Regions from separate parts of the Homo sapiens genome. Here region 2 is linked to region 1. The links are chromatin contacts, found by Hi-C or POLR2A ChIA-PET in ENCODE. All regions are on one chromosome and are shown on one strand. Each heading gives the region's core, a stretch centred on a gene start or an enhancer-like site at or near the end of the contact. The rest is flanking DNA. Distances are from core to core; before and after follow the strand shown.

Region 1 (5,610 bases), core at 1,251-3,750:
ATAGGGCAGGAAAACCTTTAGAAGGATAAGTGATTTGCTGAAAGGCAAAGATCCCTTATAAGTGGTAAGGGCATGAACTGAACTTTGCTCTTTGAGCTTTATACCATACTTGTGAGCTGTTCTTGGCCTGCTCTTACTGGTCCCAGGTGTCAGCAGGGAGCCCAGGTGCTAGGGGTAGGCAGGGAAGTGTCAGTGAGCTCACCTGGATAAGGTGTGGGGGGCAGGCACTTGGTGGTGCTGCTCCTCATCTCTCTCCCCTTTAGCTGGGAGGGTGCCTAAACCTTACTTGCAGACAAACACAAATGCACATAGTTAATGGGAAGGCCTTTAAGCCCCAGAGCATGTCACTGTCCAGCCAGAGAAATCCAGGTCACACTCCAAGTTGCTAACCTAATGTGTAATGGGAAAATAACTCTACACATTTAAGGCTCTCACAGGCTGTAAATCCTCAGCTTTACTCTGATTGCATGGCAGCAAATTCTGCTCTCAAACATACAGTTGGAACTCAATAAATTTCACTTCACTGATCCATAAATCTTGTTTAAAAAAATATATGCATGGTTCAGTCTGTCCTTAGCTCAGGTGGAAAGGAAGACACTAGAGTGAATTTTCATTCTGTTAATGCCTTGTAACTTTCATGAGGTGTTTTACTAGGTTACAAGTAGACTATGAAATTCTGGCATAAGCAATTATACTTGGACAATAAAATGGAACAAATGACCTACAGCATAGACACCCCATTATATTTCTTCCTTTTGCATTTATTCAACTTGACATAAGCACTCATCACTGCCTTCCAGATCTTTTCCCTTTAAATAAAATTGTACACAAAATTGTATACAACATTGTGATCATTAACAACTGGGTGGTCCTTGAACAAACTCAAAGGGCAAGAAAGAAATGAGAGGATGAAAGGGAGGAGGCTTTGAGGAATGGCTCAATTCCAACATCAGTTCAGTTCATGGACAAACACTCATGAGATCTCTCACTTTTTTCCCCCAAAAAATCTTTTTTCTAGGACAGAAAATCTCTAACTACCTCAAGTGGCATAACATGTGGAAGTCATGATTTTTTATTTTTTTTTTTTTTTGAGACAGAGTCTCACTGTCACCCAGGCTGGAGTGCAGTGGCGCGATCTCAGCTCATTGTAACCTCCACCTCCCAGGTTCAAATGATTCTCCTGCTCAGCCTCCCTAGTAGCTGGGATTATAGGCGCCCGCCACCACAGCCAGCTAATTTTTTTATTTTTAGTAGAGACAGGGTTTCACCCCATGTTGGCCAGGCTGGTCTCGAACTCCTGACCTCAGGTGATCCGCCTGCCTCGACCTCCCGAAGTGCTGGGATTACAGGCATGAGCCACTGCACCCAGCCATGATGTTCTTTTTGTATGACCCAATGGGATACATATTTTATGAAACATTTTTGGTTCCCTACTTATAAAAAATAATATATACTCCTTAGAGAAAAATGGAAAAAAGCTGTCTAGGAAAGCAGAGAGCTGAAGAAAAAATAAATCAGCTCTAGGCTCACCAGCCAGACAATAGGCTGAGAGCTCAATATTTAATTTTGTGCTAAATTAAATCCATTTTTTCACTTTACTATAGTGAAGACAAACTAATATAAGCCAAAAGTTTGAGAAAACTGCATGGGGGTTTATCCTTTCTCCTCTAAATTCCACCACTAGCAACTCATTTATTTAGGTAAGCATTATCCTTCCCAATATGTCTTTTCTCTTTTTTCGGGGGTGGGAAGGAACAGCTTTATTGAGATAGAATTCACATGTCAAACAATTCACTTAAAGTGTACAGTGTAGCTGGGCATGGTGGCTCACGCCTGTAATCCCAGCATTTTGGGAGGCCAAGGCCGGAAGATAGCTTGAGCTCATGAGTTCAAGCCCAGCCTGGACAACATAGCAAAACCCCATCTCTACAAAAAATACAAAAAAATTAGCTGGGTATGGTGGTGCACGCCTATAGTCTCAGCTACTCAAGAGGCTGAGGTGGGAGGATGGTTTGACCCAGGAGGTGGAGGTTGCAGTGAGTGGAAATCACACAGTGCACTCCGGCCTAGGCAGAAGAGCCAGACCTTGTCTCAAAATATAATAAAAATAAAGTATACAATGCAATGGCTTTTAGTATACTGAGAGTTATACGATCATCACCCCAATCAAATTTAAAACATTTCATTGCCCTAAATGGAAGTCCCATACTCTCTAGCGATCACCCCAGCTCCAGCCCTAGGCAGCCATAAATCCACTTTCTATCTCTCTGGATTTCCCTATTCTGGACATTCCATATAAATAGGCTTAGACACTAGGTCATCTTTTGTGACTGGCATCTTTCATTTAGCATAATGTTTACAAGGTTCATTGTTGCGTTCTTGTTGTAGCATGTACCAGTACTTCATTCCTTCCTATGGCCAGATAATATTCCATTATATAGACACACCACATTTTATTTATCCACCCATCAGTTGACGGACTTTGGGTTTTCACTTTGAGGATATTATGAATCATGTAGCTATGAATTGCGTACAAGTTTTTGTGTAGGTGGACATGGTTTCACTTCTCTTGGGTATATACCTAGGAATGGAATTCATGACTCATATGGTAACTTTACGTTTAACCTTTTGAGAACGTGCAGCTGGCTTCCAAGGTGGCTCCACCATTTTACACTTCTACCAGCAGTGCATCAGTGTTCCCACTTCTCTACGCCCTCACCAGCACTTCTAAAGTATCTGTCCTTTTTAATATAAACATCCTAGGGTGTGTAAAGTAGTATTTCATTACGGTTTTGTTTTGCATTTCCTTGATGGCTAATGATGCTGAGCATCTTTTCATTTGCTTATTGGTCATTTGTGTATCTTCTTTGGCCCAGCTTGTCTTTTAAACTGCAAGTACCTCTGGACAGAGACACTCCCTGAATTCAAATGTTACTTATTAGCTGAATTATCCTAGGCAAGTCATTTAACTTTTATTAGCTTCAGGTTCCTTCTCTGCAATGTAGAGATAATATTAACTACCCAACAGATGTGAGGATTGAAATAACACAGGTAAAGGACTTAGCAGACAGCTGGGCACACAATAAACAGTCAGCAAGTGACAGTTATTATTAACAACACCCTTATTCACACTTTACAATCCATAAATGCTTTGAAACAGCTCTTCCCATAAGGAGAGAGCCTAAGATCTGGGACAGAGAAGTTGGGAGCAAAGGGCAAGGGGAGCTCAAAAGAGTTGAATTAAAAGGAAAATGAAAACAATTACTTATGGGCCATTTTCACAGTCTTGTTTTAGTTATCATTGCCAAAGGTCAGCCTAGAGCCTACTCCTGCACCCTTCCAATCATGATGTAAACACCTAGTTCACTGTATTAAATCCATTTCTGTTTAGAAAAGCGAGAATAACTTCTCACTACTGCTACTGAACCCTGACTGAACAGGAAGGAAGGAAGGTCTTAGTCACAGCTCTATAATTACAGCCATGCACACGGCCTGGCATATAACATTAGGTGATCAGTAGCTGAAGTGAACCAAATGGAATCAATGAGTACATTAATGAATGGAATGAATAAATGGGCAAACAGAGCATGTTTGGGATGTTTGCTCAGTTAGGTGAATGAGGATCCCCTCATCCAGAGGGTCCCAGGGAAGGCTGAGATCAGTTCCCAGGACTGGCAGCCAAGGTTCTCATTGACCATCCATAACCCATCACCATTGCACAGACGCCTACATTAGAATATCTTTCATTTTTTTGTTGCCAACACTCAGGGATTATGGATTGTAGAGAATGCTGTTTTCCTGTATTTCTTAAAGTCATGAGAAGGTGAAAAGGCCTCCACTGTGCTTCTTGGCATATAAATAACTCACAGCATAAAGAAAGGGGAGTCAATGGTTCCAAATTCAAAATAAAGATAGGCTCTTCTCACAACGTCCAAATTACAGAGTCCTCCAGGCAGAAATAGAGACATCTTTCAAAGAAATTCTATTTGCCCATTCAATTCCAAAAGACATAATCAAACTAAGAAAACTCTTCCATGCCTTCCACAAATTGATTTAGTTTCAGCAGCCACCTGGGGCAGCACACAGTCAGACAGCAAACAGGCCTTTCAGTTTTTGTCCTTCTTGCCATGTTCTCTTCCTTCAGAGACTGGAAAAGGATCGCTGCAACTTCATTCTTCAACATGGTACAAAGATACAGCCTGCTCTACATTCCTGCTGTACAATTCTGCAAATCACTATCTTTCCCTCAGATCTTTCACAGCCAAAATTGTAGAACCCTCTCAAAAACCTTCAAGCTATCAGAGTATGACAGGTTTCGATTTTGCAGTCCATTTTGGGCTCCCTCTTGACAGGCCTTCATTGGCTTAAAACATTTGTTATTCTTACGTGCTATCATTTATTGAAATCATTTACAGAACATTCCTTCACACATGTCACCTCATTCTCCATGCACAAGCAACATCTGAGTGCCTGCTCTGTACCCATCCATTGGGAATATAGCTCCTCTAAGCTCCAAACAGATTTTTTTCAGGGTCAGTACTTCCAAAGACTATTTCTGAAGTTGTCCATCACAGCATTATTTTTACAGTCAAAAACTGGAAACTATGAAGTAATGGTTGAGCAAAATAAGGTGTTTATACTTGATGAAACATTGTACAGCCATTAAACATAAAGTTTATAAAGAATCTAAGCTTAACAGATCTTTGTGTTAAATGAAAACCAAGCAGCAACCACATCATATATAAAATATAATCTCAATTATCTTTACAAAATGCAAGGAATGAATATTGGATAAAAATAAGCCAAAATGTTAATTCTAAGATTATGCATATCTCTTCTGCATATTTCTCTGAATATTACTGCTTATTTGTGGAAAATTTAGAAAATAAAAGCATACATAATAAAAATTAACTGTAATATGCCACCACTGTTACTAATTTGGTATTTTGCTATCCATTATTTAAGAATAAAAATTCATAAATATACTTTGCATATATTGCTTTCAAATTTTAAAACTTCAAAATGGGGAAGAATAAGAAATGTTTAGACATAAAAAGATAACGCAATGTTAACTGAAAAAGTCAAAATCATATATATGACTAAAAGCATGTTATGTAAAAAGACTTCTCACTACTTTGTACCCTGTCAAATCCATGCCATATCATGTACACCTATTTAAAATAAATAAAAGACAGGGCTGGACACAGTGACTCACGCCTGTAATCTCAGCACTTTGGAAGGCCAAAGTGGCAGATTACTTGAGCTCAGGAGTTTGAGACTAGCCTGGGCAACATGGCAAAACCCCATCTGTACCAAAAATACAAAAATTAGCTGGGTGTGGTGGCACACACCCATGGTCCCAGCTACTTGGGAGGCTGAGGTGGGAGGATATCTGGAGCCTGGGAAATCGAGGGTGCAGTAAGCCATGGTCATGCCACTGCACTCCAACCTGGGTGTCAGAGCAGGAAGATCCTGTCTCAAATTTTAAAAATAAATTAATTAAAATAAAATAAATGTTATTTCCCCACTCTTCTATAAAATCCAGAAGATACATTAAGGTGAAGTGAATATGGCTGTTTTTCCCCTTTGTCTATTATCCCATTTTTTTAT
Region 2 (5,986 bases), core at 3,173-5,672, 45 kb after region 1:
CCTATTCTCCTCATAATCCTACTGTGAAGTAGACATTGGGGCCTTTAGCATCACCATTTTCAAGTTCACTGCTCTGAACTCCCAGGAATGCCACCATTTATAGAGAAACTCAATGACTAGCACCTACTTCAACTCAGCTGTTGCTGACGAGCTGACTCTGCTCTTCTCAGCCCTGCTGTGTGAGTTCCCAGCTGTGTCTCACACACTAGTATCCCAAACACCATCGGGGAAGAGAGTGAAGAAGCAGAGTGGCAGAGAGAAGGCCAAAGATGATAAGGAAGATTGTGAATGGTGCTTTCATCAGTATTTCATAGCAGTTTGATTCCAAGCCCACAGTTTAAAAATGAATTGCTGCGGCCGCTGTAAACTGCTGTCTTCTGGGCTTTGCAGCTCTGCAATAAAAATTCAATCTAAGCAAAGCAATTTCTCCACTTAGGCAACTTTCTTCTTGCCCCTCCCAGAGAGGTTAGGAGACTGTCTTTTAAAATAGTAGATAAACTGCTGAATGCCCTTTAGATTCTATTTCATAAATTTCTACTTCAATAAAACCACCAGTGACAATAAACAACAATGCTAACGCTCAAAGTTGAGTTAAATGATTCAGAATAACTGTTCTAGATGTCCACTTCAAATGTAAAATTTACCTTTTGAATTTGAAAACAGAGCAAACCCTGTAAACTTTTTAAGCTGACTCCCAAAGCTAACCTAACACTTAAAGCACCAGTATCTGATGAAATATAATGCAAGCCACATACGCAATTTCGAAACTTCTAGGTTTTTAAAAAGAGAAAATCAGTGAAATCAATTTTCATAATATATTTTACTTAACCCAAAATATTATTTCAATATGTAATCAGTATAAAAGTTATTATTGCAATACTTTACTTTTTTTTTTTCTAGTATTAAATCTCTGAACTCTGGGTGTATTTCACATTGACAGCACATCTTAACCCAGACTAGCTGAATTTCAAGTGCTCCATAGCCACATGTGGTCAGTGGCTACCTTTCTGGACAACACAAATCTAAAGCTTTCAAGTCCCAATTTAAACACCTGCACAGTCTCTCCCTCCCCCGATACAGGAAAGTACACAGACAGGGCAGAATCAGAGGCTTTTTAGCAGTGAGAACTTGCTGTTGAGCCAAAGCACAGCCTCTTACTCCTTATTTTATATCAAATCCTGTCAAATCAACCACAGGCTTCAAAGATAAATGCTATACTGGAGTGACTCTGATTAAGTCATTGGGCAAGAAAATGGGAATGGGAAGGAGGGATTATTACAATAAATAAGAGTATTGATAATCCCTTACATTTACAGAGTCCACACAGAGATGGGTACTCGCATTCATCATTTCATCAGACACTCACACCTGATAACCCTGAGACACGAAGAACCTTCGTGACCAGGAGATCATCCAGGCAGACAGAGACAGTGCCAGGAGAAACTAAGCCCAGGGCTTGGCCTCAGAGTCCCAGGATCTGTCCTTGGGTTCCCAAAGTGCATAAAAGCAAAACTCACTGGAGGCACTTATTTAAAATACAGATTTCCAGGCCCTGCCCAGATATAATAATGAAGAAGTTTAGGGGATGGGAAGAAAGGTAGAACCTCAGGGTCTGCATGTTTAAGACATTTCCCAGGTGTTTTTGATGTTGTCTCTTTGGGAATGACTGTACCAAACCACCTTGAAAGAATTAAAGTGGGCCGGGTGCGGTGGCTCACACCTGAAATCCCAGCACTTTCGGAGGCCAAGGTGGGTGGATCACCTGAGGTCAGGAGTTCGAGACTAGCCTGGCCAACATGGTGATACCCTGTCTCTACTAAAAATACAAAAGTTAGCCAGGTGTGGTGGCGGGCGCCTGTAATCCCAGCTACTTAGTAGGCTGAGGCAGGAGAATTGCTTGAACCCAGGAGGCGGAGGTTGCAGTGAGCTGAAACCATGCCATTGCACTCCAACCTAGGCAACAAGAGCAAAACTCCGTCTCCCAAAAAATAAGCCGGGCGCGGTGGCACAGACCTGTAATCCCAGCTACTCAGGAGGCTGAGACAGGAGAATCACTTGAACCCAGGAGGCGGAGGTTGCAGTGAGCTGAGATTGCACCACTGCACTCCAGCCTGGGTAACAGTGTGAAACCCTGTCTCAAAAAAAAAAAAAAATTAAAGTTCTTCTCCTTAAAAAAAAAAAAAAAAATTCAATGTGCAAAAACCCATATTTGACAAAACAGGGCACTATTCTCACCCAGGAGACCTCATTCACTGAATTGGACTGCTGGTATCATTCTTTCTATGTATGTGAGGTACATCATAACAGACAGGTTAGTAAGACTTGTTGAATTCATGCTGAGCAAATTGTTGGAGATGTTTTTCTCTGTAATTTCAGTGACTTTGCTCCAAGAATCCTGGAGAAAATTTCTTCTCTGTCTGATAATAACGTTAATAACCAATATTTATTAAGCATTTACTATGTTTCACAAATATACATTATCTCATTAATGATTGTTAATCCTTAACAACAATCTTATGAAGTTCATGTTATTGTTAAGCCTTAACCAACTCACAGATAAGAACTTTAAGGATCAGAGGAGTTCACTTTTTTTTCCCCCTTCACCCAGGCTCAAGTGCAGTGGCACCATCTCTACTCACTGCAACTTCTGCCTCCCGGGTTCAAGCAATTCTCCTGCCTCAGCCTCCCGAGTAGCTGCGTTACAAGCATGTGCCACCATGCCCAGCTAATTTTTGTATTTTTAGTAGAGTTGGGGTTTCACCATGTTGGCCAGGCTGGCCTCAAACTCCTGACCTTAAGTGATTCACCAACCTCAGCTTCCCAAAGTGCTGGAATAACAAGTGTGAGCCACCATGCCCGGCCCCAAAAGAGTTAATATTTTAATCAAGGTTAATTTGAAGTAGGTCTATATAATGCAAAAGCTTCATTATCATTATTCCTCCTAATACTAATACTGGTTTCTTTCTGGCATCTAGTGTATTCTACTAGCCAGTAATAGTGTGTTTACTGTGTTGGCCTACCCTTCACACAGGTGTCTCTCCTCTGTGATTTCACAACCCCTGTAATTGACTGTTGTCTGCCTTCCCCAAAAGACTGAGAGTTCCTTAAGGACAATACCTCTTCACAAAGTCCTGTAGTGCTTGGTAAGGGATGATGGATAGATGGACAGATGGACAGATGGATGAAAGCCTGAAGGGCAGAGAAGGAGGGCTAGATCACTGGATTTTATCAGCCAGGCAAATAGAAGCTCCATAAAGTTTCTAAGCAGGGGCAGGATAAAAACTTTGATCCAGGAATATCTGGCACTCTGTGGAGGTGAGGGGTGGTGAGGGGACATGAGGGGAAGGGAGTAGTTAGGAGGTCCTTAGCAGATCTGAAGGGAAGGAGTCCCAATGCTGGGAGGCAGTAATGCCATATTAAATGGCAGTTTCAAAGGCATCAGGGATCTGGGCCCAAGAAGTGGGCCCGCTAGGGACCTGATTAAGAACAAAAGTCCTACAAAGTCTCATACTTTCACTCTCTGGCCTCAAAGGACACTGCTGCTCTGCCTTCCCATCTAGGTAACCGGTGCTCTTTGCTTTGCTTTTAAGGTATAACACATTCCCAGCCTCAAAATCCCAGCCTGCTCATGAGGGAGCCACAGACACAAACAGGCAAGATGCCCTCCACTGTCGTTTCCTCCTCACTTAGTGGGAAGCCACTCACTTTCCCAACCTCTCCTCATGGGGGCAGCAGGAGCCTGCTGTGGCGCCACCCATGATCTTTCCCCGTCTGGGTGCTTCTGCTTCTAGCTCCTGGGCTCTTCCTGCTAGAGACCTAAAGGTGGGCAATGCTGGCCAGGAGAGATGGCGTCCATGCCAGCCCATGTCCAGCCAGGCTGAGGCTTCTGGCCTTTCTCCCAGCACCTTCTCCCAAACAATCTAGACACTGGATAACCTGCCCTAAAGAGGACTGGACACCCCACCCACCAGAACCCTCAACCCTGGGACCTCTCCCCGAACGAACGTGTGAAACCCTCCTTTCTCACTCCCTATGACCAGGCAGGATTATACCAACCTTAAAGTGGAGGGGAGGGGGGGACTTTGAAATTGGTCACAGAATATTTTTAGGGTTTGGGAATCACAGGGATTTTAGTTTGTTTATGCTGACTTTTTTGATGTGTTCAAAGAATTTCACTTTAAGTGTTTCCCAAGAGGTTTGCAAAATCAGTATGCACAGAGGATGCCACAAACCTGCCCACAAAGCCCTCCTTCAGTACCTAATTAGAATGGCAAATCAGGATATCTGAAGGCTCTAGGTTTTGAAGTGAAATTTCTGTAGAAAACAGCATAAAAGTACTCATTACTGACAGGCCTCAACTTGCTGTGGGTCTTAATGAGCTTTCTGTTAGACTCTGTTAGACTCGGGCTCCAGCAACACCCCCTCCCCCACAGAGACAACCTAGGGGAAACACTCCCTCGGCCACCATTCTGCTCGGTAAGGTATTTTCCTCTCCACTGATCAAAGTGGAAGAAGAAGGAGAAATTTTCAAGTTTAAAAACTCTCATTCCAACTTTGGAGTTTGCAGGCCCCTAATCCCCAGGTGAAAGGGTAAAGTGATTGGGTCATCTGGGCTGCTGGTTCCAAAACGCAGCTGCGCCAGCACCCCCTGGGAACCTATAAAGAATACAGAGGCCTGGGCCCCACAGGACCTGGCATTTTTAAACACCTTTCATGACCACTGACTAGGCTACTGTTTTCTCAGCTACTGGGTTGTACAATCACACCTGAAAGTATCACCTCACACATGTTAGGAGGCCATTATCAAAAAGATGAAAGATAAGTATTGGTGAGGATGTGGAGAAAAGGGAACCTTGTACACTGTTGGTGGGAATGTAAATTCGTACAGCCATTATTGAAAATGGTATAGAGGCTCCTCAAAAAATTAAAAATAGAGGCTGGGTGTGGTGGCTCACACCTGCAATCCTCATACTTTGGGAGGGCAAGGCGGGCAGATCACCTGAGGTCAGGAGTTCGAGACCAGCCTGGCCAACATGACAAAACTCCGTCTCTACTAAAAATACGAAAATTAGCCAGGCATGGTGAGAGGCACCTGTAATCCCAGCTACTCAGGAGGCTGAGGCAGGAGAATCACTTGAACCAGGGAGGTGGAGGTTGCAGTGAGCTGAGATCGCACCACTGCACTCCAGCCTGAGCGAGAGAGCGAGACTCCACCTAAAAAAAAAAAAAAGAAAGAAAGAAAGAAAGGAAAAGCAAATATGGCTGGGCGCGGTGGCTCACACTTGTAATCCCAGCACTTTGGGAGGCTGAGGCGGGTGGATTGCCTGAGCTCAGGAGTTCAAGACCACCCTGGGCAACATGGTGAAACCCCGTCTCTACTAATACACAAAAAATTAGCCGGGCTTGGTGGCGCATGCCTGTATTCCCAGCTACTTGGGAGGCTGAGGCACGAGAATTACTTGAGCCTTGGAGGCAGAGGCTGCAGTGAGCCGAGATCATGCCACTACACTCCAGCTTGGGCTATAGAGTAAGACTCCGTCTCAAAAAAAAAAAAAAAAAGAAAAAAAAGAAAAAAAGAAAAGAAAACATGCATATATATACATAATGGAACACTAGTCTGCCTTTAAAAAGAAGAAAGTCCTATCATTTGAAACAACATGGTTAAACCTGGAGGAATTTATGTTGTAAAGCAAGCAAAGCACAAAAAGACAAATACTGCATGATCTCAATTACATGTAGAGTGTAAAAAAGGTGAGCTCATAGAATCAAAGAGTAAAACGGTGGTTACCAGAGGCTGGGGTGGGTGGAGGGGTTGGGAGATGTTGCTTGAAGGTTACATAATTTTAGTTAGGCAGAAGAAATAAGTTCAAGAGATCTATTGTACCTCATGGTGAGTACAGTAAATAACAATATATCGTATACTCAAAAATTGCTGATAGATTTTAAGTGTTTGTACCACAGAATAAGTATGCGAGATATTATATAC

Evidence for each region. Hi-C counts contacts between places; a loop is a spot of excess contacts on that map. ChIA-PET counts read pairs that join two places held with the same protein, here RNA polymerase II (POLR2A). Pooled maps may share reads with other maps.
Region 2: a loop to region 1 is called in a map with no recorded cell type, with 3 times the contacts of the local background. The contact joins two enhancer-like sites. A Hi-C loop is called at or near these places in 3 of 37 single-sample maps with no recorded cell type and 3 of 50 pooled maps. POLR2A ChIA-PET finds 5 or more read pairs at or near these places in 3 of 52 experiments (H1, K562 and activated T-cell).

Annotation. Positions count from the first base shown.
Region 1 is chr11:16,899,776-16,905,385 of GRCh38, forward strand. All of the region lies in intron 3 of PLEKHA7 (pleckstrin homology domain containing A7), which reads right to left. Among named protein-coding and RNA genes, the nearest start is that of SNORD147, 23 kb to the right of the region's middle. Within about 2 kb of position 2,501, at least 7 of the 41 ENCODE cell types and tissues checked have a DNase peak (open chromatin) inside an H3K27ac peak, as active enhancers do.
Region 2 is chr11:16,942,374-16,948,359 of GRCh38, forward strand. All of the region lies in intron 3 of PLEKHA7 (pleckstrin homology domain containing A7), which reads right to left. Among named protein-coding and RNA genes, the nearest start is that of SNORD147, 19 kb to the left of the region's middle. RefSeq lists an enhancer at 3,447-3,686. Within about 2 kb of position 4,423, at least 2 of the 41 ENCODE cell types and tissues checked have a DNase peak (open chromatin) inside an H3K27ac peak, as active enhancers do.